Regions from separate parts of the Homo sapiens genome. Here region 2 is linked to region 1. The links are chromatin loops, found by intact Hi-C in ENCODE. Cell type or tissue: Calu3. All regions are shown on one strand. Links, peaks and the distances in the headings refer to the core of each region. The heading gives the core; the rest is flanking DNA. Region 1 overlaps UGT1A8 (UDP glucuronosyltransferase family 1 member A8). Region 2 holds the start of UGT1A10 (UDP glucuronosyltransferase family 1 member A10).

The links. A loop is a pair of places that touch in the nucleus more often than their neighbours do. Peaks named below come from ENCODE experiments on the same cell type or tissue, not always from the same donor. Only the 100,000 strongest peaks of a DNase experiment are listed, where the experiment ranks them.
Region 2: it touches region 1 in a loop (5-fold over the local background); 2 of 110 quality-filtered maps call a loop at or near these places.

The regions. Positions count from the first base shown.
Region 1 is chr2:233,694,722-233,710,125 of GRCh38, reverse strand. All of the region lies in intron 1 of UGT1A8 (UDP glucuronosyltransferase family 1 member A8), which reads right to left. The region is part of intron 1 of UGT1A10 (UDP glucuronosyltransferase family 1 member A10); the gene reads right to left. The region is part of intron 1 of UGT1A9 (UDP glucuronosyltransferase family 1 member A9); the gene reads right to left. The region is part of intron 1 of UGT1A7 (UDP glucuronosyltransferase family 1 member A7); the gene reads right to left. It also overlaps UGT1A6 and UGT1A. Among named protein-coding and RNA genes, the nearest start is that of UGT1A6, 9.5 kb to the right of the region's middle. In Calu3, for the core only: no CTCF peak of the experiment used is centred there; DNase peaks (open chromatin) are centred at 1,985 and 3,875.
Region 2 is chr2:233,630,703-233,646,106 of GRCh38, reverse strand. The region is part of intron 1 of UGT1A8 (UDP glucuronosyltransferase family 1 member A8); the gene reads right to left. It overlaps UGT1A10 (UDP glucuronosyltransferase family 1 member A10), which reads right to left and starts at 9,659. Exons shown (of 5, transcript NM_019075.4): 1 at 8,730-9,659. The coding sequence starts at 9,584. It also overlaps UGT1A. In Calu3, for the core only: CTCF peaks have their summits at 3,088 and 7,124; DNase peaks (open chromatin) are centred at 7,086 and 9,566.

The DNA of each region.
Region 1 (15,404 bases), core at 686-8,685:
TACTCGGAAATAGAAACGAATGAAATATTGATACATGCAACAATGTGAAAGGATCTGAAGAGACATTATGCCGAGCCAAAGAGGCCAGACACAAAACAGTATACCTGTGTGTTTTTCATTCATAATTGTATGATTCCATTCAGATGAAACTCTAGAAAAGACAATTCTGTTATCCAGCAACAGAAACCATCCAGGGTTGCCTAAGGTGAGGGGAGGTATTAGGTGACTGAGATAGGACAGAAGGGAAGTTACTGGGTAATGGAGTGCTCCGTGTCTTGAATGTGGTGATGGCTGCACAGCTAAATAAAATCATTACAACTCAGAAATGTATCATTAAAACGGTGCACTTTATTGCATGTAAATAATACTCCAATAATGTTTATTTTAGTAGTATCAATTGAAAACATATCATTCAATTAAAAAAGAACAAAATTTTCCCAAGCTGACCAAAAGACCAAAACCTACTATACAAAGCCCTACCTATTCCAAGAAACACTCACAGCAAAACACCTATATTTAATAATGTTTCTTTCACATCCTGGTATATTTTTTGAATTTTAAGTTTAAATTTATAAGTACTTACATATATCACAGTAGGAAAAAGAATTCCTAAAAGAGAGCAAGAGGCAGAGACTTCAAATACTAAATACTTATAAGCCCCAAAATGATTGCTTTAAAAGTCGGCAGGTCATCCTTTCTGGAGGACATTCTTATTGAGTGTTCACCCATAGATTATTAAAAGAAATTTAGATTAGGACACAGAAAAATCTATATAGTAATAGGTTTATATGACAAACTAGTAACAAAAAATCTGACATCTAAATAGAAAATATCATTAATTGAAGGGTAATTCACAGCGTGGACAAGTTATTTCCTATCTCATCCCAGCGGCCACCCCTCCCCCAAACTCTCAAATGTACTTCTGGTGAGGATCCACTCCCAGCTCAGGATAGAACATGTGACCTAGGCCTCAACCAATCAGCACGTCTCATCCCCTTGGCCACCATGATTAGTTCAGAGATGGGCATGTGACTTCATTAGAGCCAATGAGGCAGAAGAACTTTAACTAGGAATCCTGGGAAAAGAACTCAGGCTGAAGCCCCTGCTGCTTGGGTATTATGACACTGAGAAGGATGCCACGGCCGAGGAAACAGAGACAAGAAATGGAAACATATAAATGGGTTCTGGTGACATAGTTTGGCTCTGTAGCAAGCAATACCTAACCAGATAGCCCCTGAGATTGTTCTAGTATGTGAACCAATAAAAGAGATTAAAAAAGAAAAGCCCTGCAACAAATTCACTGAGTCAAGAATTTGGGGAAGTTGCCCAAATAAAGTGATCACAGGTTGCATTGATTTGGGGGGGGGTGGGGAGTTGGTCAGGGTCTTGCTCTGTTGCCCAGGCTGAGGTGCAATGATGCAAACATAGCTCACTGGAACCTTGAACTCCTGGGCTCAAATAATCCTCCCACCTCAGCCTTCCGAGTAGTTAGGTCTACAGGCACACGCTACCATGTCCAGCTAGGTTTTTACTTTCTGTAGTGAAGGAATCTCACTATGCTGCCTAGGCTGGTCTCAAACTCCTGGGCTCAAGCTATCCTCCTGCTTCGGCCCCGCAAAGTGCTGGGATTATAAGCATGAGCCACCACGCTCAGCCAGTTGCATCAATTCTATTAAATGCAGAAGGTAAATACCAGTTCTTATCTTCACTGGTGAAACAACTTGATGAAAGTAAACACACACACACAAAAGACGTTTAAATGAAGAATTAATAAGGGAAATGAAAATTCAAATAACCTTGAGATATTTTTTACCTATTGGATTGTCAAAAACTGAAAGCATTTGATGATAATACATGTGGCAAGGATATGAAGGAAAGTGTACACTTATACATTGCTAAGGGAAGAATAAATTGTTAATGCCTAATGACATTTAAAATGTGCACGACACAGTAAGTCCATTTTCCGGCAACTCCCCTGTGGAAACTCCCACACAGGAGCACAGTGAGTCATATACTAAGATGTTTATTCTAATTCGTTTGAATAAAAGTAAAAAGCAAGATGCAGAGTGGGGGAAGATATTTGCAATATCTATAACTGCCAAAGAACTAGTATCCAGAATGCATACATAATTCGAGTAGACAACCCAGTGGGCAATAGACTTGAATGGGCAAAAGAGGAAATCCAAATGACTGATAAGTATATTTTAAAACCCTCAATATAATCAGTCATGTACATAACTAATGCCTTAGCAATCAGGGATATGTACAACCACTCTGAAAAATAGTTACATCTTATTAAATTAATGATATGCACGCCCTCCAACGCAGCAGCTCCACCCCTAGGTATATACTCTAAAAACCCACTCACATGTGTTTCAGAATGTAAAAGAATGTTCGTTGTAACATTGTTCACAGTAGTGAAAAGCTAGATACAACCCAAAGCCCATCAACAGTAGAATGGATAAATAAAATTGTGGTGTATTCATACAATGGGATATATTCAGTACTGACAATCCACAAACTACAACTTGTAAAAACACACATCATGAATCTCTCAAACATAAGGTTGAACCAAAAAAAAAAAAAAGGCAAGACAAAGAAAAACAGTAAAATTCTATTTATGTTAAGTACCGAAACAGGTAAAATCATCTGTATTATTTACAGATGCAAATTTAGGTGGCAAAATTGTAAAGAAAAGCAAAGAAATAGTCGAGGGAGAGAGAACATCAAAAAGAATAGCTCATGGATGCTGAGCTTAATACCTAGGTGATGGGTTGATCTGGGCAGCAAACCACCATGGCACATGTTTAGCTATGTAACAAACCTGCACATCCTGCATGTGTGCCCTGGAACTTAAAATAAATGCTGATGAAGAAAAACACAAGAGAAATAATCATCACAAAAGTCAGAGAAAAGATGGAAAGGGAATAGAACGGAGGGCAGGCACCCAGGATGGATGTCTGGGTGCTGATAAACTGCAGTGACCTCCGGGATAGAAAGCCTAATGCAGAGTATTTTGGGGGTCCCTCAGCTGCCATGCAAAGTGGAGCACATGCAGATGGGACTCTGTCCACCTGAGCAGCTTCCTCTACCTTGGGGGCTGGCTGACCATGGATCCTAGGTTCCTGTTGATTCTTACTGCCTATCTGTGAAGAATCAAGTTTCTTTGCCTGACTTGCACAAGCATTCCATCTCACCAGACTCATACTCTGGCAGCTAGGATTGTAAAATGCCTCCAACCAGAGCTGGGAAGTGCCAGGTCTAGGAATCTTAGTAAAGACTGCTGAGGTGTTTAGAGTCCTGCCCTGGGATTGGCAACCCAACCTAATTGGTGCATGGTATTTCTCTCCCAGAGATGGATACCAGTGTACGGCACTCTGCTTCACAGTCACTGTCAACCCTGAGATTCCAGAATTCCATGACTTTTCAGTGACAAGAAGGAGTGGGGTGGGGAGTAGAAATCAGACCTACAGTGATGGGGCACAGACACAGTAGAAACACTCATTTCTCTAGTCTTCTTATCACATACTTAGGTCCACCTCCCATCTCCACTCTTACCCTAAGGTTTGAGAAACACCTAGAAAAAAAGCTGTGTTTCTAAGCCGCTGTAAAATCCTCAGCATCACACCAGCCTGGACACCCTCATGTACCCAGCCTATGGTGAAACCTCAATGGTCATTTGCTTTGACCAAGTCTGTGGCTGAAAGACCACGTGAAGTTTGAGTGGTAAATGTACTTGGCCTCTGCTTTTGTACAATGGCCTAAATTGGAAGAATGTTTTTTCAGGGTCACCAGCTTGAATAGTTCCAAAAGGCACTATCTACATAGTACCTGGCACTGGGCCCCACCCCTGAGGTTGGGCAATCCAGCTGCCCTGGTTCTCTCACTCTCCCAGCTGCACATTTGCCCCTGCCTGGGCCAGCTTTGTGGAGGAGCAGCCTGGGCAGACACACCACATTCCACATTTAGAAGGTTCTCATGCTTTGTTTAATACTTTGCTGTCAGTGTCCTGAAATTCTTGGTTTTTTTTTAAGACAGAATCTAGCTCTGTCACCCAGGCTGGCATGCAGTGGCGTGATCTCGGCTCACTGCAACCTCTGCCTCCCAGGTCCAAGTGCAAGTGATTCTCACACCTCAGCCTCCTGAGTAGCCGGAACCACAGGCATGCACCTCCACACCCAGCTAATTTTTTGTCTTTTTAGTAGAGAAGGAGTTTCACTATTTTGGCCAGGGCAGTCTTGAACTCCTGGCCTCAAGTGATCTGCCTGCCTCAGCTTCCCACTTCAGCTCCAGCCACTGTGCTCGGCCTGAAATTCTTAATAATTTTTGAACAAGGGGCATTTTGCACTAAGACACTCAAAGTATGCAGCTGATCTGTTACCGACCTACCTGCTCAGGGTATTAAAAGATAACAATATACTGGTGAATTTTTATACCAGTCGTTGTGAATATTATCTCACAACTATAATTTATGAGAAGACCTTCAACTTCCTAGAACTGTCAACTCAGTTTCTTCTCTCTTCAGAGCCTTTCCCAGATCCATAAACCATTTCTATCCCTTGCCACAAGCAATATCACCAGCTGCTCTTCACAGCTGAAGGTAATCTCCCCACCCTGATTCTTAAAAAGGTATTTATTATCATTAAATTTGCCTCATGTGTGTCTGCTAAAAAATATGTGCAATTCTGAAGGATAAGTTATGAGCCACCTCTGAAGACAAGTCTCTGATGAGTATCATTTTAAAGGCACAAACAAAATAAAAGCAAAACCCCATGTAATAAGACAAAAATTGAGAGAATGTGTTGCTGAAAAACTCAACTTACAAGAAATACTAAAGGAAGTTCTTCAGGTTGAAAGCAAGTGACCCCATAGAATAATCTGAATTCATACAGAAAAAAAGCACTGATAATAGTAATCATGTAGTTATAAAAGGCAGTACCAATGCATACTTCCCCTTTATTCTCTCTCTCTCTCTCTTTTTTTTTTTTTCAGACGAAGTCTCGCTCTTGTCCCCCAGGCTGGCGTGCAATGGCACGATCTTGGCTCTCTGCAACCTCCGCCTCCCGGGTTCAAGCAATTCTCCTGCCTCAGCCTCCCGAGTAGCTGGGATTACAGGCGCCTGCCACCATACCCGGCTAATTTCTGTATTTTAAGTAGAGATGGGGTTTCACCATGTTGGCCAGGCTGGTCTTGATCTAGGCTGGTCTCAGGTGATCCACCTGCCTCAGCCTTCCAAAGTGCTGGGATTACAGGAGTGAGCCACCGTGCCCGGCCCTATTCTCTTAACTGATTTTAAAAGCAATCCTAAAAAGCAATATACATATATATAATTATATTGTTGGGACTATAACATATGGAAGCGTAATATATTTGACAATAATAGCACAAGGGAGGCAGTTGGGAGCAAAGGCAAATTGGGCTAAGAAATGATACCATAAGGTAACTCAGATCCATAAGAACAAAGGAAAAGAACCAAAAATGATAAGCAAAAAGGTTAATATAACAAACTCTATAAATACATACTTGCTCTTCTTTCTTCTCTCTGATTCTTGAAAGCATGTGTATTTATATAAAGTAATATTATCACCATGTATTGTTTAGTTTGTAACATATATAGATGTACCACGTATAACAATAATATCATAAAAAGGGGAGAAAGGAAATAGAGCTATATAGGAATGACATTTCAATATTTAACTGGAATTAAGTTGGTATAAATCTGAAGTAGATACTGGTAAGTTAAAATCGATGTGCTAAGCCCTAGAACAACCGCTCAGAACACAACTTTTTAAATAGTGGAAAGAAAAACATTAAAGGATTTTACATGTTGCACTAGAAAATATTCACTCAATGCAAAAAAAAAAAAAAAGCAATAAAGGCAGAACAGAGGAACAAATAAATACATGAGAGATATAGAGCATAAAAAGTAAAATGGGGCCAGGCACAGTGGCTCACACCTGTAATCCCAGTACTTTGAAAGGCTGAGGCGGGTGGATCACTTGAGGTAAGGAGTTTGAGACCAGACTGACCAACATGGCAAAACTCTGTCTCTATAAAAAATACAAAAATTAGCCAGGCATGTTGGTGCACACCTGTAGTTCCAGCTGCTCGGGCGGCTGAGGTGGGAGAACTGCTTGAACCCAGGAGGCGGAGGTTGCAGTGGGCCAAGATCACACCACTGCACTCCAGTCTGGGTAACAGAATGAGATTTTGTCTCAAAAAAAAAAGAAAAGAAAAAAATGATGGTAGACATAATTCCATCTACATCAATAATAGTATTAAATGTGAATGGATTAAACAACTCAATTAAAAGACAGAGATTATCAGACTGCATTAAAAACAAGGACTAATAATATCTTGTCTGCAGAAGATACATTTGAGATTTAAAAACAAAAAAAAGTTTATATTTAAAACTTAAATTTTACAAAGTTAAATGGTGGAAAAAAAATATATCATGAAACAGCAACCAAAAGAAATGCAGATTGGTTATACTAATATCAGATAAAATAGACTTTTTTAATGACACAGTATCATGAAGCAAGATAATATAGACCTTAAAACAAAAAATATTACTAGCAATAAAGTGGGAAATTGTGTAATGATAAGTGTCACTCCACCAGGAAGCTAAACTAAACACAAAGCAAGAAGGCAGAAAATAATAAAGAATAGAGGGGAAATTAACGACATAGAAATAGAGAAGCAATAGAGAAAAATAAACAAAACCAAAATTGTTTATTTGAAAATATAGACAAAATTGATAAACCTAAAGTTAGATTAACAAAGAAAAAAGAGAGAAGACTCAAAATTGCTAAAAATATGAAATGAAAGAGGGAATGTTACTACCAACCTTACAGAAACAGAAAGTATTATAAGGGAACACTCTGGGCCATTTTATGCCAAGGAATTAGATAACTTAGATAAAATTGACAAATTCCTAGAAAGAAACAAACTACTGAAATTGAATCAAGAAGAAATACAAAATCTAAATAAAGCCATAACAGGTAAAAAGATTAAATTAGTAATTTTAAAACCTCCTGCAAGAAAAGCCTAGGCCCAGACAGCTTCACTAGTGAATTCTATCAAATATGTAAAGAATGAATACCAATTCTTGACAGACTGTTCCCAAAAAATAGAAGAGAACATTCCCCAGTTTCTTCTACAAGGCCAGTAATATTCAGATAGCAAACACAGACCAAGGCTCCGCAAGAAAATAAGACTTCCAATATCTCTTATGGATATGATGCAAAAGTCCTCAATAAAATGCTGTCAAACCAAATTCAGTAACATGTAAAAGGATTATACAACACAATCAAGTGGGATTATTCTAGGAATACAAGGTTCGTTTACACCTGCAAATCAATTAACACATATCACTAGAATAGGGGACCAAAAAGAAAACCATGTTCATTTCAATAGACACAGAAAAAGCATTTGACAAAACCAAACACCTCAGGTATGATAAGAATACTCAACGAGCTAGGAATAGATGAAAATTTCCTCAATCTCATAATGTGGGGGGCATCTACTCAAAAAATCTCCAGTTAAGACCTAATCTGCTAAAAGACTGAATACTTCCCCACCTAAGATCAGGAACAAGATAAGAATCTCCTCTTTCCACTTCTATTCAACACGGTACTAGAGGTTCAAGCCAGGGCAATTAGATAAGCAAAAGAAATAAATGTTATCCTTATTAGAAAGGAAGAAGTAACGCTATCTCTATTTGTAGATAACATGATCTGGAATGTAGAAAATCCTACGAAATCCACTAAAAAAAAACTATTAGAACAAATAAACAAGTTCAGAAATGTTGAAGTACAAGATCAATATACAAAACTCTTTATGCTAAAGGGAAAAAGCTATTCATGTATTTTGTGAATGGAATCCATAGAAATAGGCAAATTCATAAGGACAGAAAGTTGATTAATGGCTGCCAGGGGCTGGAGGAAGGAGAGAAAGAAGAGTGACTGATAATAGATATAAGGTATCTTTGGGAGTGACTGAAAATGTTCTAAGGTTGACTATGGTGATGGTTGTACAAATCTGTGACTATACCAAAAACCATTAAAATTAGTGAATTGTTAATTTTTTGAAGGGTTTTTTTTTGTGTCTCTATTTCCTTCAGTTCTGCTCTGATCTTAGTTATTTCTTGCCTTTTACTAGCTTTTGAATGTGTTTGCTCTTGCTTTTCTAGTTCTTTTAATTGTGATGTTAGGGTGTCAATTTTAGATCTTTTCTGCTTTCTCTTGTGGGCATTTAGTGCTATAAATTTCCCTCTACACACTGCTTTGAATGTGTCCCAGAGATTCTGGTATGTTGTGTCTTTGTTCTCGTTGATTTCAAAGAACACCTTTATTTCTGCCTTCATTTCGTTATGTACCCAGTAGTTATTCAGGAGCAGGTTGTTCAGTTTCCATGTAGTTGAGCGGTTTTGAGTGATTTTCTTAATTCTGAGTTCTAGTTTGATTGCACTGTGGTCTGAGAGACAGTTTGCTATAATTTCTGTTCTTTTACGTTTGCTGAGGAGTGCTTTACTTCCAACTATGTGGTCAATTTTGGAGTAGGTGTGGTGTGGTGCTGAAAAGAATGTATATTCTGTTGATTTGGGGTGGAGAGTTCTGTAGATGTCTATTAGGTCCGCTTGGTGCAGAGCTGAGTTCAATTCCTGGGTATCCTTGTTAACTTTCTGTCTCGTTGATCTGTCTAATGTTGACAGTGGGGTGTTAAAGTCTCCCACTATTATTGTGTGGGAGTCTAAGTCTCTTTGTAGATCTCTAAGAACTTTTACACTGTTGGTGGGACTGTAAACTAGTTCAACCATTGTGGAAGACAGTGTGGCGATTCCTCAAGGATCTAGAACTAGAAATACCATTTGACCCAGCCATCTCATTACTGGGTATATACCCAAAGGATTATAAATAATGCTGCTATAAAGACACATGCACATGTATGTTTATAACGGCACTATTCACAATAGCAAAGACTTGGAACCAACCTAAATGTCCCTCAATGATAGACTGGATTAAGAAAATGTGGCACATATACACCATGGAATACTATGCAGCCATAAAAAATTATGAGTTCATGTCCTTTGTAGGGACATGGATGAAACTGGAAACCATCATTCTCAGCAAACTATCGCAAGGACAAAAAATCAAACACCGCATGTTCTCACTCATAGGTGGGAATTGAACAATCACACACAGACACAGGAAGAGGAACGTCACACACCGGGGACTGTTGTGGGGTGGGGGGAGGAGGGAGGGATAGCATTAGGAGATATACCTAATGCTAAATGACGAGTTAATGGGTGCAGCACACCAACATGGCACATGTATACATATGTAACAAACCTGTACGTTGTGCACATGTACCCTAAAACTTAAAGTATAATAATAATAAAATTTTTAAAAAAAGAAAAAAACATTCAAAGTGTAGTTTATATATTATCACGAATTTGTGCTGAAAAGTAGAAATATGTAAACACTTAAAGTCATTAAATCTTACTGGAACCCCCCCAAAAAAAGAGTGAATTGTATCATAATAAATTGCATCATAATAAAGTTATATTTTTATAACCCCTTATTCTCATTCTCCTAGAGTTATCTAAATTACTAGACAGTCAAGTTTCTAGGCTTTTATGTACTCATGTTGAATACTTTTTTTAGCTGAATCATTCTAGCATTCAGCTACTCTTTAGATAATTATCTATTAACAGAAACACTGCTGCCAAAATGTTCCACATGCCTGGAAATGCCCCAGATAATCAGCCATAAAGATAAGCACAGGGTTTTGAAAGAGAGGCAGAATTTTAAAGGCATTGTAGACATTGGCCTAAGTCACGTATTTTAAAAAGTGCCTATTAAGAATGACTTGGCATTTTGGGGCTTTTGTTCTACTGAGTTGCCTAGAATGAACCCACAGCTCAGCCAACAAAGGCTGAGATTTCAGCCTGAATGAGCATTCCTTGTAAAGACCCCTATAGGGAGACAAACAGCTCAGAGGGTGGGCACAGGATCCTTGCTGCCCTCCACACCTCCAGGCTGGGGGCCTTGCTGGGTAGACACCACTGGATTCACTTGGAATTGATTTAGATCAGAGTTTCTCAATTTCAGCACTCGTGACATTTTGAGCCAGAGTAATTCTTTGTTGGGAGTTGGGGGACGGGTATTTTTCACACATTGTACAACTTTCAACAGCATCCTTGGCCTCTACGTATATCCTACTGACTATTTCGCCTCTCCAATTGCAACACCAAAAATGTCTTCAGACATATCTGTCCTAGGGGAAAAATTAGTTCTATTTGAGAACTACTATTTAGATGACTCCAGAATATGAGAGGAGGAAACTTGGGAACAGAACTAGTCCTGAGGAACTGGGGTCTAGTTTTCTGGGAAAACGCTCCGTAAAAAATGCTGCAAGAAAACCACATTCATTGTTTTTATCACCTCTCAGCGAGAAAGTTTCAGCCTGTATTCAGGCCTAGCTAGGCTCTAGGCCTGAGCTTGCATTCTATTCCTTTCTATAGACCAGGCTGGGAAGAAAGGATGTCCTAGAGCCAGAGCTCTGGCCATGACCTGGCTCTATGATGTGAATGGCCCTGTCCTTCGGAAGGCTTGAACAGTTCTTTGTATTACAAGTAGAAGAGACTAGGATTTACTTCTGACCTCCTTTGTTCTAAGGAAAACACTCCAATGACCCTTCTAATAATGAAATGCAAAGCTAAATTCTCTTCTAAAATTGAGATATTTGAAATCTAGCCATACCAATAAGAAAAGAGGTTAGCCCTAGGGTGGATGAAACTCAACAAAATAGCAAAAAGGACAGCATAAGAGTGTCCCAGCATCTGGCCTGGATTCAAGCCCCTATAGGAAGAGGAAAGGGGCCTAAAAACAAAAGTTCGTTTTTGTTTTTTTTTCATGCAACAGCATGAGATTCTGAAGAAGAAGTGAGGATCAGAGAGACAGACAGAAAGGTTGCAAGGCACCCATGAGAATCTGACATAAGTAGAACTGTTTTGGGGCAGGTGATGAGGTGCACAGGGCTAGAGAGAAGGCCCTGGGCAGGGCTGGGATAAGTTGTTTCAGGACATCTGGGACTGCCTGGTGGCTCAGCCTCTCATGTTCTTACAGCAGGAATCACCACCTGGGTGGCCAAAGGGCTTCCCCAAGGGCCAGCTTGGACAGAAACCAAGCAGCCCTCTGAGACGGCCACGTCCCTCCTTGGGCAGAGGAGGCAGGTAAGGCTTTGGTCAAAGTCGCAAAGTCACACCAACATGGGAATAAGAGGGAAGTGATCCTGCCTTACTCTTCCACAAGGCGAGGCTGGGAGCCCAGAGGTTACCATGAGAAAGGATACTCTTTCTTTCTGAATCATAGCATTATGTAAAAAATGGTCACCAAGCTATGGTTTTCAAAAGGCTTTGCACATTTTTTTTAGAAATGTATTTGTTTTATAGTTGGGCCAATAGTTACCTATAAAGCATGCTTACTAACCTGTTAGGCAAAATTGAATTCCACTGTTTATTAATCCGAATTTCTTGGATTATTTCTGAAATTAAACATGTTCTTAAAGTTTTGTTGGCCACTCGTGTTCTGTTTACTTTATGTATTGCCGATTATGTGATTTGCCTAATGAGGACTGCATTTTTAAGCTATAAATCAGGGCTTCATTTTCTATGATCTGTGATATATCTTCTTTTCTTAAATAATTTATTGCGATGAAGTCACATAAAATTCACCACGCTAAAGTGAACAATTTCATGGCATTCAGCACATTCATGTTTTGCAACTGACACCTCTATCTGGTTCCAGACATTTCCATCTGTCCAAAGACACATTTTTTTTCATAGTGTTGAAATGGTTTGATTATTGGACAAAAGAAATTCTATTTTGATCACTTTAATTTAATTCCTAATAATTAAAAGTGCATGTTGATAATTACATATCATAATACAGAATGTTCTCTAGGACGACATGCTGGGAATACAGTTGAGACACAAACAAGGTCAAGCACCAGATACAGGGTCACAGGGCTCAAAAAGTACATTCATTAGAGCCCAGTTTCTCAATATAACTGAGTACAACTTTTTGAAAAAATAAGATAATTGGTACCAATGTGCAGAAATGATATTTTTTCCTTCTTACACCAAATATTTCTTTGTAATAAGAATAAATAGCTTTCATTTACTTTTTTCCAATACCCTAGACTTCTAGGAGAAGGAGTCAATAGATTTGATTCAATCAATGGTAAGAAATCATTAAATAAATGCATAACTTTTGCTTACTAACTTCTTAATTAGATTTTCTTGAAATTAAAAAGAAAATTTAAAAATTACTTGAAACGAATGAAAATGGAAACACAATGTATCAAAATCTATGGGCTATAGCAAAACCAGAACTAAGAGAGAAGTTTTTAACAATAAATGCCTACATCCAAAAAGCAGAAATATTTTGAATAAACAACCTAAGAATGCACCTCAAGGAACTAAAAAAGCAAAAGTAAACCAAACTCAAACTTTGTAGAAGGAAAGAAATAATAAAGATCAGGGAAAAAATAAATTAAATTGAGGCTAAATAAACAATGCAAAGACCAATGAAACAAAAAGTTTTTTAAAAAAAAAAAAAGATAAACAAAATTGGCAAACCTTGAGCTAGACTAAGAAAAAGAGAAAACACTCAGATAAAATCAGAAATGAAAAAGGAAACACAGCAACTGACACCACAGAAATACAAAGGATCATTAGCGATTATTGTGAACTCTATATGCCAACAAATTAGAAAACCTAGAGGAAATGGATACATTTCCAAACACAAACAATCTACCAAGATTGAATGAAGAAGAAATAGAAAACCTCAACAAACCAATATAAGTAACAAGATTGAAGCAGTAATAAAAAGTCTCTCATCAAAGAAAAGCCCAGGACCAGATGGATTCACTGCTGAATTCTACCAACCATTTTTAAAAGAATTAATACCAGTTCCACTCAAACTATTACAGAAAAATGAAGAGGAGAGAATACTTCCAAACTCATCCTGTGAGACCAGTGTTACCCTGATACCAAAACCAGACAAGGACACAACAAAAAAAAAGAAAACTGCGGGCCCATATCTCTGACGAACATAGATGCAAAAATCTCAACGAAACACCAGCAAACCAAATCCAATAATATGTTAAAAAGATAATTAATCCTGATGCATTTATTGATATATTGATATGAATACATTGACAGAATTTAGGACAGAACTCATATGTTGTAGATGCTGAAAAAACATTCAACAAAATTCAACGTCCCTTTATGATACACACTCTCAATAAACTGGCTACAGAAGGAACATACCTCAAAACAATAAAATCCATATATGATAAATCCACAGCTAACATCATACTGAAAAGGGTAAAACTGAAAACTGTTCCTCTAAAATCTGGAATAAGACAAAGATGCTGACTGTCAGCACTGTTATTCTTCATAGTACTGGAAGTCCTATCCAAAGCAATTAAGCAAGAGAAAGAAAGAAAGAAAGGGCATCCAAGTTGGAAAGGAAGAAGTCAAATTATTCTTGTTCTCAGATGACATAATATATTCAGAAAAATTTAAACATTCCACCCAAAAGCTGTTAGAACTGACAAGCAAATTCGGTAAAGTTGCAGTATACAAGATCAACTTACAAAAATCAGTAGCATTTATAAATGCCAACAGAGAAAAAACTGAAAAGGAAATCAACCCCATTTACAAAACGTACAAAGAATATATAATACCTAGGAATAAATTTAAGGAAGGAAGTGAAAGATCTGTATAAGGAAATGAGGATGAAGACCAAATATATATTTCACGATATTACAGTCCTACGTTTTCTTTATCCATTCATTCACTGATGTGTGCTTAGGTTGATTCCATATTTTGGCTACTGTGAATAGTGCTATAATAAACATGGGAGTGCAGATAGCTCTTCAATATATATTTTTTTCTTTTGGATATATACCCAGCAATGGGATATATTGGGGCAGTTCTAGTTCTTTTTGTTTTGTTTTGTTTTGAAGACTCTCCATACTGTTCTTCATAGTGGCTGTACTAATTTACATTCTTCAAATGTAAATTAGGGACTGAGCCCCATGTCTGTGGGACCTGATGCTATCTTCAGGTGGACATCTTCAGAACTGAATTAGAGGACACCCAGCTGGTATCTGGCAGAATTGCCTGCTTGCTTGGTGTGTGGAGAAAAAAAACCCCACACATTTGTTCACTGAAGTTTTCTGCGTTGTTTGTTGTTGAGTGAGAAAACAGGAAAAACCCTTTGAGTTTTTTGTTGGTTTTGTTTTCCACTCACAGATAGTACATATACAGAATGGAAAATTATTCAGCCATAAAAAAGGATGAAGACCTGTCATGTGCAGCAACATAAATGTAACTGGAAGTCATTATGTTAGGTGAAATAATCTAGGCACAGAAAGACAAATACCACATGTTCTCATTTATATGTGGAGCTAAAAAAGTGGGTCTCATGGAGGTAGAGAGTTCATTGGTAATTACCAGAAGGTGGAAAGGGTAAGTAGGGAAGGGGGGGTGAAAATGGTTGGTTAAAATTTAAAAAAGAAAAAGAAAAAAGAAATAAAATTTGTAATACTCCAAAAACTTTGATAGAAAAGAGAAAAACATCTAAAGGGCCAATAAAGCACGTTGATCAAAAAAAAAAGAAGAAGAAGAAGGCCGGGCGCGGTAGCTCACGCCTGTAATCCCAGCACTTTGGGAGGCTGGGGTGGGCGGACCACGAGGTCAAGAGATTGAGACCATCCTGGCCAACGTGGTGAAACCCCGCCTCTACTAAAAATGCAAAAATTAGCTGGGAATGGTGGCACATGCCTATAGTCCCAGCTACTCAGGAGGCTGAGGCAGGAGAATCGCTTGAACCCAGGAGGTGGAGGTTGCAGTGGGCTGAGATCGCACCACTGCACTCCAGCCTGATGACAGAGTGAGACTCTGTCTCAAAAAAAAAAAAAAGAAAAGAAAAGGGTTGGTTAATGGGCACAAAAACACCATTAGATAGAATGAGTAAGTCCAAAGTGCGATAGCACAGTAGGGTGACTATGGTTAACAAGAATGTATACTGCAGTTCAAAATAGCTAGAAATGAAGAATGGGAATGTTCCCAACATAAGGAAGGAATAAATGTTCAAGGTGATGGATATCTCAATTACCCTGATTTGATCATCGCACATTGTATACGTGTATCAAAATATCACATGAACCCCCCAAATGTGTACAACTATATTATGTCCCAATTAAAAGAATCCTGACATTCTATGTTTTTATTTCATGCCCCAGAATCCCTGGAACCATTTCAGTTATCCCCATCCCCTCACCCTTGCCTTTTCACAGTGGCTACTGCCAACTGTTCAAATTGTTAACAG
Region 2 (15,404 bases), core at 2,779-10,778, 66 kb after region 1:
CTTGGCAGCTTCCATGTGGGGTTGAGACTGTGGGTGCACAGAAGTCAAGAATTGAGGTTTGGGAACCTCTGCCTAGATTTCAGAGGCTGTATGGATATGCCTGGATGTCCAGAAAGAAGTTTGCTGCAGGGGCAGGACCCTCACAGAGAACCTCTGCTAGAACAGTGCAGAAGGGAAATTTGGGGTTGAAGCCCCCAAACAGAGCAACAACTGGGGGACTGCCTAGTGGAACTGTGAGAAGAGGGCCACCATCCCTCCACCTCAGAATGGTAGGTCCACCAATAGTTTGCACTGTGCACCTGGAAAAGCCACAGACACTCAATGCCACTCTGTGAAAGCAGCTGGAAGGGAGGCTGTACCCTGCAAAGCCACAGGGGTGGAGCTGCCTAAGACCATGGGAACTCACCTCTTACATCAGCAAGACCTGGATGTGAGACATGGAGTCAAAGGAGATCATTTTGGAGCTTTAAGATTTGACTGCCCTGCCGGATTTCTGACATGCATGGGGCCTGTAGCCCCCTTATTGGCCAATTTTTCCCAGTTGGAATGGTGTATTTACCCAATACCTGTACCCTCATTGTGTCTAGGAAGTAACTAACTTGCTTTTGATTTTACAGGCCCATAGGTGGAAGGGACTTGCCTTGTCTCAGATGAGACGTTGAACTGTGGACTTTTGAGTTAATGCTGAGACTTTGCGGGACTGTTGGGAGGGCATGATTGGTTTTGAAATGTGAGGACATGAGATTTGGGAGGGACCAGGGTGGAATCATATGGTTTGGCTGTGTCCCCACCTAAATCTCATCTTGAATTGTAACTCCCACAATTCCCACTGTTGTGGGAGGATCCTGGTGGGAAAATTGAATCATGGGGGCAGGTCTTTCCCATGCTGTTCTCTTGATAGTGAATAAGTCTCTCAAGAAGCCTAGTCAACAAGAACAATTTTTCTGGATTGCTTTCATCGATGCTTTGTCCCTGAAGGCAGAAAATGCATTGCCAGTAAGGGATTGTTTTTTAAAGTTCTTTTGATATTGGACAATGTCCCTAGCCACCCAGAACCCTAAAGGTGTCAAAGTGGTCTACCTGCTCCCAAACCCAATATCTCTAATTCAGCTTCTCAATCAGGGGTCATAAGAACCTTTAGAACTCATTACACACAGTTTTCTATGTAAAGGATTGTCAATACTGGAAAAGAATCTGGACAGAGAAGACACCAAGTTAGCAACTATCTACACAGGAAAAACCACCTTCATAAGAACCAAAACTCAGGTGAGCACTCATAGTACCTGGTTTTCATTTTATATAACTCAGAGACACTGAAGAAATAGAAAAAAAAAAGTTCTGCATCTCCTATGTCACCCAACCCCCTGAACCCACAGTGGCGGTGTGGCATAAAGAGAATCCCTGAGCCCTGGTGGGAGACAATTGGGAGGCACTGAAATCAGTGCTATTCTGTTAGAGCAGAAAGGAAACCCAGACCAAACTCAGCTGACACCCACCCACTGAGAGAGCGTTTATTTATTTATTTATTTATTTATTCTTATTTTTTGAGATGGAGTCTCACTCTGTCATCTAGGCTGGAGTGCAGTGGTATGATCTTGGCTCACTGCAGCCTCTGCCTCCGAGGTTCAAGCGAATCTCTGCTTCCTGAGTAGCTGGGATTACCGGCATGCACCACCACACCTGGCTAATTTTTGTATTTTCAGTACAGATTGGGTTTCGCCATGTTGGCCAGGCTGGTCTCAAACTCCTGGCCTCAAGTGATCCACCCACCTCAGCCTCCCTAAGTGCTGGGATTACAGGCATGAGCCACCGTGCCCAGCATTGAGGGAGCATTTAAACCAGCCCTAGGCTGAGGGAAATTGCTGATCTCAGAGGTCTGAACTTGAATGCCCACAGACCTCACCACCGAGGGCCAAAATGGTCTTGGCCTCAAGTAAACTTGAAAGGCAGTCTAGTCCATAAAGATTGCAACTCTTAGGTGAGTTCTAGGGCTGTACTAGGCCCAGAGACAGTGAACTGGGTAAAGGGGAGTATGACATACTGAAACACTAGCTGAAGCAGCCAAGGGAGTACCGACATCACTCCTCCCCTAATCCCAGGATGCACAGCTTGCGGCTCCAAAAGAGACCCTTTCCTTCTACTTGAGGAGAGGAGAGGGAAAAGTGGGGAGGACTTTGTCTTGCATTTAGGAGACCAGCTCAGCCACAGCAGGATAGGGCACTGGTCAGAATCATGAGGCCCCTGTGCCAGGCCCTAGCTTCCAGATGACATTTCTGAACACACCCTGGGCTAGAAGGGAACCTGCTGCCTTAAAAGAAAGGGCCCAGTCCTGCCAGCGTTCATCGCCTGCTAACTGAAGAGACCTTGGAACCTGAATACCAGCAGTGAAACCTCGTACTACGTCAAGGGCCTTGGTGAGCCTCTGAGACTTACTGGCTCTAGGTGAGATTCAGCACATTCCCAGCTGTGATGGCTATGGAGCAAAACTCATTCTGCTTGAGGAAAGCACAAGGAAAGGTAAAGGGGACTTTGCCTTATAACTTAGGTACCAACACTGCTGCAGGGGGATAGAGCATCAAGAGGGCTTTTGGGGTCCCTGATTCCAGGACTTGACTCGGACAGCATTTCTGGAGCTCCCCTGGGATAGAGGGGAGCCCACTGCCTTGAAGGGCAAGTCTCAGGCCAGGCAGCATTCACCACAAGTTGACTTAAGACCTTGGGCCTTAAGGGAACACCAGCAGAAGTCTGGCAGTACTGTCCATGGCCAGGGGTGGCAGTGGCTACAAGGTGAGGCTCCTCTGTCTTTGCAAATAAGAGGGAAGAATGGGAAGGACTGCATCTTGTGGTTTGAGTGCCAGCTCAGCTGCAATACAATAAAATACCAGGTGGAATGCTAAGGTTTTTGACTCTAGTCCCTGACTCCTAGATGGCACTTCTGGACCCACCCAGGGCCTGGGGGACCTTGCCATTCTGAAGGGAGGGATGCAGGTCTGGCTGGCTGTATCACCTGCTGATTGTAAAGCCCAAGGGCGTTGAGCAAACATAGGCAGTAGCCAGGAGGTGGTTACAGCAGGCCTTGGGTGAGACCCAGAGCTGTGCTGGTTTCAGGTCTGATCCAGCACAGTCATAGTGGTGATGGCCACAAGGATGCTTGTGTCACTCCACCCCCAGCTTGAGGTGGCTCAGAACAGAGAGAGAGACAGAGAGAGAGAGAGAGAGTGAGAGAGAGAGAGAGACTCTGTATTTTTGGGAGGAAGTAAGGGAAGAAAGCAAGAGTATGTGCTGGAATCCAGAGAAGTATCTTGGATCTTGTCCAAGACCATCAAGGCAATACATCTACAAGTCTGCAAGAACCACAGCGTTACTAGGCTTGGGGTGCCCCCTAAAGCAGAAACAGCTTAGATTACAACACCTAAGTCCTTTCAAATATCTGGAAAGCCTTTCCAAGAAGGACGGCTACAAATAAGCCCAGACAATGAAGACTACAATAAACACCTAACTCTTCAATGCCCAGACACTGAAGAATGTCTGCTAGCATCAACGCCATTCAGGAAAACCATGACCTCATCAAATGAATTAAATAAGGTGCCAGGGACTAACGCTGGAGAAACAGATATAAGCGACCTTTCAGACAGAGAATTCAAAATAGCTGTGTTGAGGAAACTCAAAGAAATTCCAAATAACACAGAGGAGGAATTCAGAATTCCAGCATATAAATTTAACAAAGAGATTGAAATCATTAGAAAGAATCAAGCAGAAATTCTGGAGCTGAAAAATGCAATCGGCATAATGAAGAATGCATCAAAGTCCTTTAATAGCAGAATGGACCAAACACAAGAAATAATTACTGAGCTTGAAGACAGGCCATTTGAAAATACATGGTCAGAGGAGACAAAAGAAAAAAGAATAAACAACAATGAAGCATGCTTATAGGATCTAGAAAATAGCCTCAAAGGGGCAAATCTAATAGTTATTGCCCATAAAGTGGAGGTAGAGAAAGAGATAGGAGTAGAAAGTTTATTCAAAGGGATAATAACAGAAAACTTTCCAAACCTAGAGAAAGATACCTATATTCAAGTATGAGAAGGCTAGAGAACACCAAGCACATTTAACCCAAAGAAAACTACCTCAAGGCATTTAATAATCAAACTCCCAAAGGTCAAGGATAAAGAAAAGATTCTAAAAGCAGCAAGAGAAGAGATAAATAACAAACAATGGAGTTCCAATACATCTGGCAGCAGCCTTTTCAGTGGAACCCTTACAGGCCAGGAGAGAGTGGCATGACATATTTAAAGTGCTGAAGAAAAAAAAACCTTTTACCCCAGAATAGTATATCTGGTGAAAATATCCTTCAAACAGGAAGGAGAAATAAAGACTTTCCAAGACAAAAGTTGAGGAATTTTATCAATTCCAGACCGATCCTACAAGAAATGCTACAGGGAGTACTTCAATCAGAAAGAAAAGGAAGCTCATGAGCAAGAAGAAATCATCTGAAGGTACAAAACTCACTGGTAATAGTAAGTACACAGAAATACACAGAATATTATAACATTGTAACTGTGTGTGCAAACTACTGTTATCCTACATATAAAGACTAAACAATGAACAAATCAAAAATAATAACTAAACAACTTTTTAAGATATAGGCAGTACAACAAGATATAAATGAAAATCACAAAGAGTTAAAAAGTAGGGAGCAAAGTTAAGACTAGTTTCTATTAGTTTTCTTCTTGCTGTGTGTTTGTTTATGCAAATAGTGTTAAGTTGTTATCAGGTTAAAATAAGGTTTATAAGATAGTATTTGCAAGCCTTATGGTAACTGTCATGGGTGGCAACTCTCTGAGACTGGTGTGGCATGGGAGGTAAAAAGAATTTACCAAGATACTTGTAGGTAAAGAAAGGCAGATTTATTAGAGAAAGTAGGAAAATATGTTGCAAGATAGTCAGCAAGAGAAGAGCTGGCTGCAAGGAGACAAAGGCTTGCTGAGGATTTTATAGGATGGTGCTTGTGCTGCAGAGAGCTAGATGCAGTATTGATAATGCCAAGGTTGCAGTGAGATAACTTGCATTTTTCTATCAGCTGAGGGTCTGGTGATCGCTGGGTGCAGGAAGATTATGTTATTTTTGCAGGAGGGCTATGTGTCCTAGACCATGAAGAAAGGGAGACTTATAGTTCATCTGCTTTTTCTTTTTTGCTTTCCCCTGGTCCTGCCAGCCTAGCTCTTTTTCCCTAATTAGGGCTCCACATTTCCCCCCTGACATAGCAACAATGACAAATCTTTGGCATGTGAGTGAAGGTCTCATCTTCCAACTGCTTCCTACTGACCAAGGGTATAGAGTTGGCCCTACCTAAGATTGTTGGCCTATCAGGAGGTTACATGGACCTAGATCCCTGGGTTGGCCCCTAAATTGGGGAGGGTCACTGTTGGACTATGGAAGAACAGCATTTGCAGCCTAAAAAAGAGACTGTTCTCTCCCATTTGAATGGTCTTGACACCCTCATAAAATTTGGAACTTACTCAATTGACCAAGGATGTATGGGTTTATTTCTGAATTCTCTGTTCCATAGATCAACATAAAAAGATGTTGTATGAGGCAATTGGAGGTAAATTAATTATGGGCTAGAAATGAGATAATATTAAAGTATTATTATTGTGTTAGGTGTGATAACGATATTGTGGCCGTGTAACAAATTTTACTTATTTTTTATATTTAATAAAATATTCAATGATGGAATGACAAGCCAAGAATTTCCACTAAAAAAATGACAGCCAAAAAGTTTCTTTAAAAGGTCAGAATAAGGGGATAGATGAATTAATACAGCAAAACACTGAAAATTATTTAGCCTAAGGATTGATATACAGGTGCACATTACACTATAGTCTTTTCATTTTGTATGTTTGAAAACTTTGAAAATAAATACTTGAAGTAAACAATTTTAGTGGGAGGCCTTAGTCTTGTCAACCAAAAGTTAACTTTGAATTTGGATCTTGGACTATAGCCAGAATCTTAGAGCAATGGGGAAAGCACAGATCTTTTCTTGCTCTGTAACCACATCCTATCCCCAGGTCTGCAGAGCTGCACCTACCATGGATGGTATAGATGAAGCCTGAATTCTTTTCCCCTAAAACCAGTCATCAATTCTGTTGGAACTCACCAAAAATTCAAAGAGACTAAGAGTGACTTCCTCTTTTTCTCATTAAAACTATTTCAATGTTCTGCTGAATTATTTACACATCACTAATCAACACACACACATTAGAATACTGAAATGTAAAAGAATGACCATACCAATTGATATAGTTTAAAAGTTTGTCCCCTCCAAATCCCATGTTGAAATTGGAGATGGGGCCATCTGCCATCATTGTTAAAGTATTTAATTACATCCCTGGCTGTAATTCTCCTGGATAGACTCAAGGAGATTTTGTTACAGGAGATCTTCAAGAAATCCCCTGTGCAGGGTCTGGGACACTGCACGCAAACACACCTGCACATACACAAACACATACATGTGCAAACACATACTCTATCATCAAGTAATGCTTCCTTCTCATCAGACAGATGAGACTCAGACTCTGAATCCTGTTTCCCAGCAAGATGTAACCAACTGCATGCTTTTCCCAGACACATCCTGGCATCTGAAACAAGGAAAGAGCAATATGCAGTGTTCATCGTTCTTTTGATGACAATTTACTTTTACTTTTGTGGTTGGGCCATATCCAAGGCTCTTTGACAGAAAGCCCTCTTTGAGATCGAATTCCTCTGTGAGAATTCTGCTGCCTTTACAGGTATAATCATAAAAATATACATTAATATACATAACCCTCTGCAAACTATAAAAACTTTCATACATGTGTATATTCTTTAATAGATATAGAAACACATTTATTTCATATCTCATAAAAGATATTTACAATCAAAATAAATGAAACCATATATAGTTTAATGTTTCATTTTTTATAGATATCCCTCTATCACAGGTGATATAAAATCATATATAGGTTTTTATATCTTTAAAGGCCTCTAGGTGACCCTGTGAGCCACAATAAACTCAGCGTGGGTTCAGGAAGTGGCAGATCCTCAACTCGGCCGAAGGCTGTGGGGTGTAGGCAACACATGGGTGGTGCTTGGTACTGTAATTAATGGAGGATAACGAGGAGAAAAGTGCTTTGATAAGTCCAACCTCTTAGAGTCCTGCAACTTGCATCTCCTCGCCTGGTCTTGCCATGAGCTGAAAGTCATGCCTAATTTTGAAAGGCCTACAACTGTAGTCTTCCTGCTTTTTAGAAAGAGCATTATTTCACTTTCCTATGAGATGGCTGAACGGTCACTCTTTCACCAACCATCTGCCAATGACAGATATAACTGTGTTACAAAGTCTACTGAATCTTGTAAGAAACCAGAACAATACATAAAAATGTGTACTCCACCCCTAATAAAATAATATAATGAGATGAGACACCAGGTGTTTCATCTGGATTTAGCAACTATGCGTTTGCCAAGAATCTTATTCTGGTATTTTTCAAGGATTTTTCAGTCACAAGCAACCGAATCCCTATTTAAACTGGCTACTCTAACAATATTACTCAATAATATTTTGGAAGTATATGCTCCAGCAAAGCAAAAGAAGCAGTACAAATATCAGACAAGGGAATTACTTGCAGATGGTATTGTATATTGTACATCTAATGCATACTACAAAATAATAAGAAAAGTTAGTGATGTGGCTGGATACAAGATACATATGCAAAAACCAAAATTTTAATTACCAGTAATCAGTTAAATGTAGAAATGGAAACATTGCCCTGTACAAAATAGTTTCTAAAGTAATAAAATGCCAAGGAATAAATGTTAAAAACAAACATAAAATGCTTATATAGTGAAAATTTTTATTTATGTATATAAAACAAGATCTGAATAAATAGTGAGACATATATGTTCCTGAACAGGAAGACTTAATAGCAAAAAGATGCCAGTCTTCTCAATTCAGGAAAACCCTGTAACCCTACGTGTAGGACTCTAGTCTACTAAGATAAAAGCAAGAATATAGAAATATATTCACGCAAGGAAAGTATTGAAGAGTGTTTACACAGCCTTATTCACAAAAGGAAAGAGTGGAAAATGGCTATATATATATCAATATTAATTGGTTAAAAAACTACATTGTATCCAAAGTAAAGAATTTTATGCAATTATTAAAAGAACTTGTCAAATCTGTCTGTATTGCTCTATAAAGGTACCCATAATTTATTGGCAAGTGAAAAATGCAAGATAAAGAAGAATATGTTCAGCCCAATACTAGATTTTATTTTTACTAAATAGGTATGGGAACTTACATGAGATATTGCATATGCCTAAAATACTTTTTTTCAATGAAAAGAATGTACACAAAACTTAAGAGCATTTCAACTACGGGGTCACATAGAATTAACAAAAAACGGAAGTTTCATTTCTTGCTGTGGTTTTTGGTACTTTTCTAAACATCGTATTTTAAAATGTAGCCTGAATATGATCTATAATTTTTAAATTATTACATATACTTTCAAGAAGGGCAGTTTTATAAAATTTGATAATTGATGAGTACATGAATTCGCACAAAATAATTTGTTAAACTGGAAAGAAATTTGAAATGCAACAAACGAAAATGTCAAATCACAGTTCAGTAAGGAATCCTTTTTTAATTTCCAAAGCCAGATTATTCTTAATGTGCTAAAGGAGAGGTGACTTACCATAGGCAATGGCTTTCCCTGATGACAGTTGATACCACCAATGAAGATCATGTTGGGCATCACGGGTTTGGGATAGTCCAAAACAAAGTCCGTTCGCAACAACCAAATTGATGTGTGACTGTAGAGATCATATGCCGTGACAGGGGTTTGGAGAATTTCAGAGGCTATTTCTAGGGCATTTCTAAAAAGATACTGGCAAAATAAATGGTCCTCCAAGTGCACGATGTGGTTCCATACTCTCTCCTTGAAAGTCATGGCATCTGAGAACCCTAAGAGATCATTGGGGACATAGGAAAGAGGAGCAGGGCACTGTGCACCTTCTTCAAGATGGTGGCAAAATATTCCCCTGGTGAAGACCACAGAGGGGAGGGAGAAATATTTAGCAACAATTAAGCCACAGGTATCAAAAGGATCCAGAAACACTGCATCAAAAGAACTCTCCTTTAAGTATTCTACTAATTTTCGGTCATTAAACAAACTCCTGCAATGCGAAAAAAATAAGTCAAGAAAACCACTGGATGAACTCATTAATAGAGAAAATATACTTTGTGCCTGTGCTTTCCATTGAGCATGGGCGAAAACCATGAATTCCCGGTTCTGATCTTCCAGAGTGTACGAGGTTGAGTAAGTCTTCACTGTGCAATTCAGTGATCTTTCCAGTTGCCAACTCACCTCTGGCATGACTACAACCACCTCATGCCCCCTGAGGATAAGTTTCTCCACCACCGACTGCATGGTGAACCAGTGACTCCCATCCATGGGCACTACCAGCAGCTTCCCTGCCTCGGCAAAGCCACAGGTCAGCAGTAGACACACACATAAAGGAACGGGGCTGGTCCACCCTGCGCGAGCCATGAGAGAACTGCAGCCCGAGCCAGCAGCTGGGATTCTAAGCTGCTATGATACAGTAGGCGGAAGAAGTACAGGCACAAAACCTGACCCCAATAGAGGGCGTGTATTTATCCTTTCATAAAAAAAAAAAAATCACACTCACTGCCAATGATTTACTCATAAGAACGATAACACACGAGTATCATTTGCTGAGATACCTACTTGTATGATTTCCAGACAAGAGTAGATTATGGTCTTCGCCTTGGAGGGAGAGCACGCTGCAAGTGAGTTTAGAAACAGAATTATTCAGCAATGCTTTTGGACCTTGAAGATTCGGAAAGATAAAGTGAAAGTAAATTTGAATAATGCTAATATTTTTGGAATTTATCCCAAAGCAAAATTTAGATTTTGACTTTAGCCAACCAAATACTCTCTGTCCAGAAAGAAATTGGCATCTCATGTTCCAGGGAAAGACAGCAAGGCTCTTAGCACTGACCTCCCAACTGGCAAGAAACTGGGGCTCACCTGCATCTCTGCAATGCATAATCATTGCTGGTTGTCTTCTTCCATATCCAAACCCTGAGAGGCCTCTGAAATGCCAAAATGAGATTGACAACCCTGCCTCCATGGACCATACCAGGGACTTGATGGAAAGTGACCATCACCTATTTTAATGACTTTCCTCAGATACGTTGCATGCAGTGGGGAGTTGCTGGCCCAGTCCTTGTGCGAACACTCTGCTGGGCTGCCTCTCTGTGACTGCTCTACTTCTATATTCTAAACACACCATCACTCCAGTGACCTCTTTCAGGAAAATATGTACTTGTCTCCCTCAGTCTGCTGAGGACTCCTGGAAGTCAGAGGTGATGCCATCTCTGTGTTTTTACCCTTCTTTCACAGTAGCCATGCTTTGCCTTTGACGTAGTTTGTATGTTTGTCCCCTCCATATATCATGGTCAAATATAATCCCCAGTGTTGGAGATGAAGCATGGTGGGAGGTGTTTGGGTCATGGGCATGGATCCCTCATGAATGGCTTGGCACTGCCCTCCCAATTGTGAGTGATTTCTCATGAGATTTGATTGTTTAAAAGTATACGACAGTACATGTATCCCAGATCTCTTAAAGTATAATTTTTTAAAAAATGCCAAAAACCCTCTTCAGGATATTATTCAGGAGAACTTCCCCAGCCTAGCAAGACAGGCCAACATTCAAATTCAGGAAACACAGAGAACACCATAAAGATACTCCTCGAGAAAAGCAACTCCAAGACACATAATCATCAGATTCACCAACGTTGAAATGAAGGAAAAATGTTAAGGGCAGCCAGAGAGAAAGGTCCTGTTACACACGAAAAGAAGTTCATCAGACTAACAGCAGACCTCTCTTTAGAGACCCAACAAACCAGAAGACAGTGGGGACCAAAACTCAACATTCCTAAAGGAAAGAATTTTCAATCCAGAATTTCATATCCAGCCAAACTAAGCTTCATAAGTGAAAGAGAAATAAAATCCTTTACAGACAAGCAAATGCTGAGAGATTTTGTCACCACCAGGCCTGCCTTACAAGAGCTCCTGAAGGAAGCACTAAATATGGAAAGAAAAAACCGGTACCAGCCACTGCACAAACATACCCAATTGTCAGGACAATTGACACTATAAAGAAACTGCATCAACTAGTAGGCAAAATAAACAGCTAGCATCATAATGACAGGATCAAGTTCACACATAACAATATTAATCTTAAATGTAAATGGGCTAAATGCCCCAATTAAAAGACACAGACTGGCAAATTGGATAAACAGTCAAGACCCATCAGTGTGCTGCATTCAGAAGACCCATTTCACGTGTAAAGACATATAGGCTCAAAATAAAGGGATAGAGGAATATTTACCAAGCATATGGAAAGCAAAAAAAATCAGGGGTTGCAATCTAGTCTCTGATAAAAACAGACTTTAAATCAACAGAGATCAAAAAAGACAAAGAAGGGCATTATATAATGGTAAAGGGATCAATGTAACAAGAAGAGCTAACCATCCTAAATATATATGCGCCCAATACAGGAGCACCCATAAAGCAAGTTCTTAGAGACCTACAAAGAGACTTAGGCTCCCATACAATAATAGTGGGAGACTTTAACACTCCATTGTCAATATTAGACAGATCAACGAGACAGAAAATTCACAAGGAAATTCAGGACTTGAACTCAGTTCTGGACCAAGCAAACCTAATACACATGTATAGAACTCTCCAACCCAAATCAACAGAATATATATTCTTCTCAGCACCACATTGCACTTATTCTAAAATTGACCACATAATTGGAAGCAAAACACTCCTCAGAAAATGCAAAAGAACAGAAATCATAACAAACAGTCTCTTAGATCACAGTGCAATCAAATTAGAACTCGGGATTAAGAAACTCACTCAAAACTGCACAACTACATGGAAACTGAACAACCTGCTCATGCATTACTACTGGGTAAATAATGAAATTAAGGCAGAAATAAATAAGTTCTTTGAAACCAATGAGAACAAAGACACAACCTACCAGAATCTCTGGGACACAGCTAAATCTATGTTCAGAGGGAAATTTATAGCACTAAATGCCCACAGGAGAAAGCAGGAAAGATCTAAAATCAAAACCATAACATCACAATTAAAAGAACTAGAGAAGCAAGAGCAAACAAATTCAAAAGCTAGCAGAAGACAAGAAAAAACTAAGATCAGAGCAGAACTGAAGGAGATAGAGACACAAAAAACCCTTCAAAAAATCAATGAATCCAGGAGCTGGTTTTTTGAAAAGATTAACAAAATAGATAGACCACTAGCCAGACTAATAAAGAAGAAAAGAGAGAAGAATCAATAGACACAATAAAAAATGATAAAGGGGAGATAACCACTGAGCCCACAGAAATACAAACTACCATCAGAGAATACTATCAACACCTCTACACAAATAAACTAGACATTCTAGGAGAAATGGATAAATTCCTGGACACGTATATCCTCCCAAGACTAAACCAGGAAGAAGCAGAATTCCTGAATAGACCAATAACAGGTTTTGAAATTGAGGCAGTAATTAATAGCCTACCCACCAAAAACACCCAGGACCAGATGAGTTCACAGCCGAACTCTACCAGAGGTACAAAGAGGGCCTGGTATCATTCCTTCTGAAACTATTCCAAACAATAGAAAAAGAGGGACTCCTCCATAACTCATTTTATGAGGCCAGCATCATCCTGATACCAGGATGTGGCAGAGACACAACAACCAAAAAAATTTCAGGCCAATATCTCTGATGAACATCGATGGCAAATATCCTCAATAAAGTACTGGCAAACTGAGTCCAGTAGTACATCAAAAAGCTTATCCACCATGATCAAGTCGGCTTCATCCCTGGGATGCAAGGCTGGTCCAACATACACAAATCAATAAACATAATCCATCACATAAACAGAACCAATGACAAAAACCACATGATTACATCAATAAAATTCAACAGCACTTCATGCCAAAAATTCTTGATGAACTAGTTATTGATGGAACGTATCTCAAAATAATAAAAGTTATTTATGACAAACCGACAGCCAATATCATACTGAATGGGCAAAAGCTGGAAGCATTCCCTTTGAAAACTGGCACAAGATAAGGATGCCCTCTCTCACCACTCCTATTCAACATAGTATTGGAAGTTCTGGCCAGGGCAATCAAGCAAGAGAAAGAAATACAGGGTATTCAAATAGGAAGAGAGAAAGTCAAATTGTCTCTGTTTGCAGATGACATGATTGTATATTTAGAAAACCCCATCATCTCAGTCCAAAAACTCCTTAAGCTGATAAGCAACTTCAGAAAAGTCTCAGGTTACAAAATCAATATGCAAAAATCACAAGCATTCCTATACACCAATAATGGAAAAACAGAGAGCCAAATTGTAAACTCCCATTCACAATTGCTACAAAAAGAATAAAATACCTAGGAATACAACTTACAAGGGATGGGAAAGACCTCTTCAAGGAGAACTACAAACCACTGCTCAAGTAAATAAGAGAGGACACAAACAAATGGAAAATCATTCCATGCTCATGGATAGGAAGAATCAATATTGTGAAAATGGCCGTACTGCTGAAGGTAATTTATAGATTGAATGCTATCCACATCAAGCTACCATTGACTTTCTTCACAGAATAGGAAAAAACTACTTTAAAGTTCATACGGAGCTAAAAAATAGCCTGTATATCCAAGACAATCCTAAGCAAAAAGAACAAAGCTGGAGGCATCATGCTACCTGACTTCAAATTATACTACAAGGCTACAGTAACAAAAACAGCATGGTACTTGTACCCAAACAGATATATAGACCAATGGAACTGAACAGAGGCCTCAGAAATTATGCCACACATCTACAACCATCTGACCTTTGACAAACCTGACAAAAACAAGAAATGGGGCAAGGATTTCCTATGTAATAAATGGTGTTGGGAAAACTGGCTAGCCATATGTAGAAAACTGAATCTGGACCCCTTCCTTACACCTTATACAAAAATTAACTCAAGATGGATTAAAGACTTAAACATAAGACCTAAAACCATGAAAACTCTAGAAAAAAACCTAGGCAATACCATTCAGGAAATAGGCATGGGCAAAGACTTCATAACTAAAACACCAAAAGCAATGACAACCAAAAGCCAAAATTGAGAAATGGGATCTAATTAAACTAAACAGCTTCTGCACAGCAAAAGAAACTATCATCAGACTGAACAGGCAACTTACAGAATGGGAGAAAAATTTTGCAATCTATCCATCTGACAAAGGGCTAATATCCTGAATCTACAAGGAACTTAAACCAATTTACAAGAAAAAAAAACCCCATCAAAAAGCGGTCGAAGGATATGAACAGACACTTCACAAAAGAAGACATTTATACAACCAACAAGCATATCAAAAAAAGCCGATCATCACTGGTCATTAGAGAAATGCAAATCAAAACCACAATGAGATACCATCTCATGCCAGTTAGAATGGCAATCATTAAAACTCAGGAAAGAACGTATGCTGGAGAGGATGTGGAGAAATAGGAACGCTTTTATGCTGTTGGTGGGAGTGTAAATTAGTTCAACCATTGTGGAAGACAGTGTGGCGATTCATCAAGGATCTAGAACCAGAAATACCATTTGACCCAGCAATCCCATTACTAGGTATATACCCAAAGGATTATAAATCATTCTATTATAAAGCACATGCACATGTATTTTATTGCAGCACTATTCACAATAGCAAAGACTTGGAACCAACTCAAATGCCCATCAATGATAGCCTGGATAAAGAAAATGTGGCACATATACACCATGGAATACTATGCAGCCATTAAAAAGGATGCATTCATGTCTTTTGCAGGGACATGGATGAAGCTGGAAACTATCATTCTTAGCAAACTAACACAAGAACAGAGAACAAAACACTGCATGTTGGAGTTGGAGTTGCAAGTAGGAGTTGGACAATGAGAACACATGGACACAGGGAGGGGAACATCACACACCAGGGCCTGTCGGGGGGTGAGGGCCTAGGGGAGGGAAAGCATTAGGAGAAATACCTAATGTAGATGAAGGAATGATGGGTGCAGCAAACCACCATGGCACGTGTATACCTATGTAACAAACCTGCATGTTCTGCACATGTATCCTAGAACTTAAAGTATAAAAAAAAAAAAAGAGTTTTAGAGCAGGAAAAAAAAAAAAGTATGTGCTACCATGGCATATGTTTACCTATGTAACAAACCTGAACATCTTCCACATGTACCCCAGAAATAAAAATAAAAATTAAAATAAAAAAGTATGTGCCATCTCC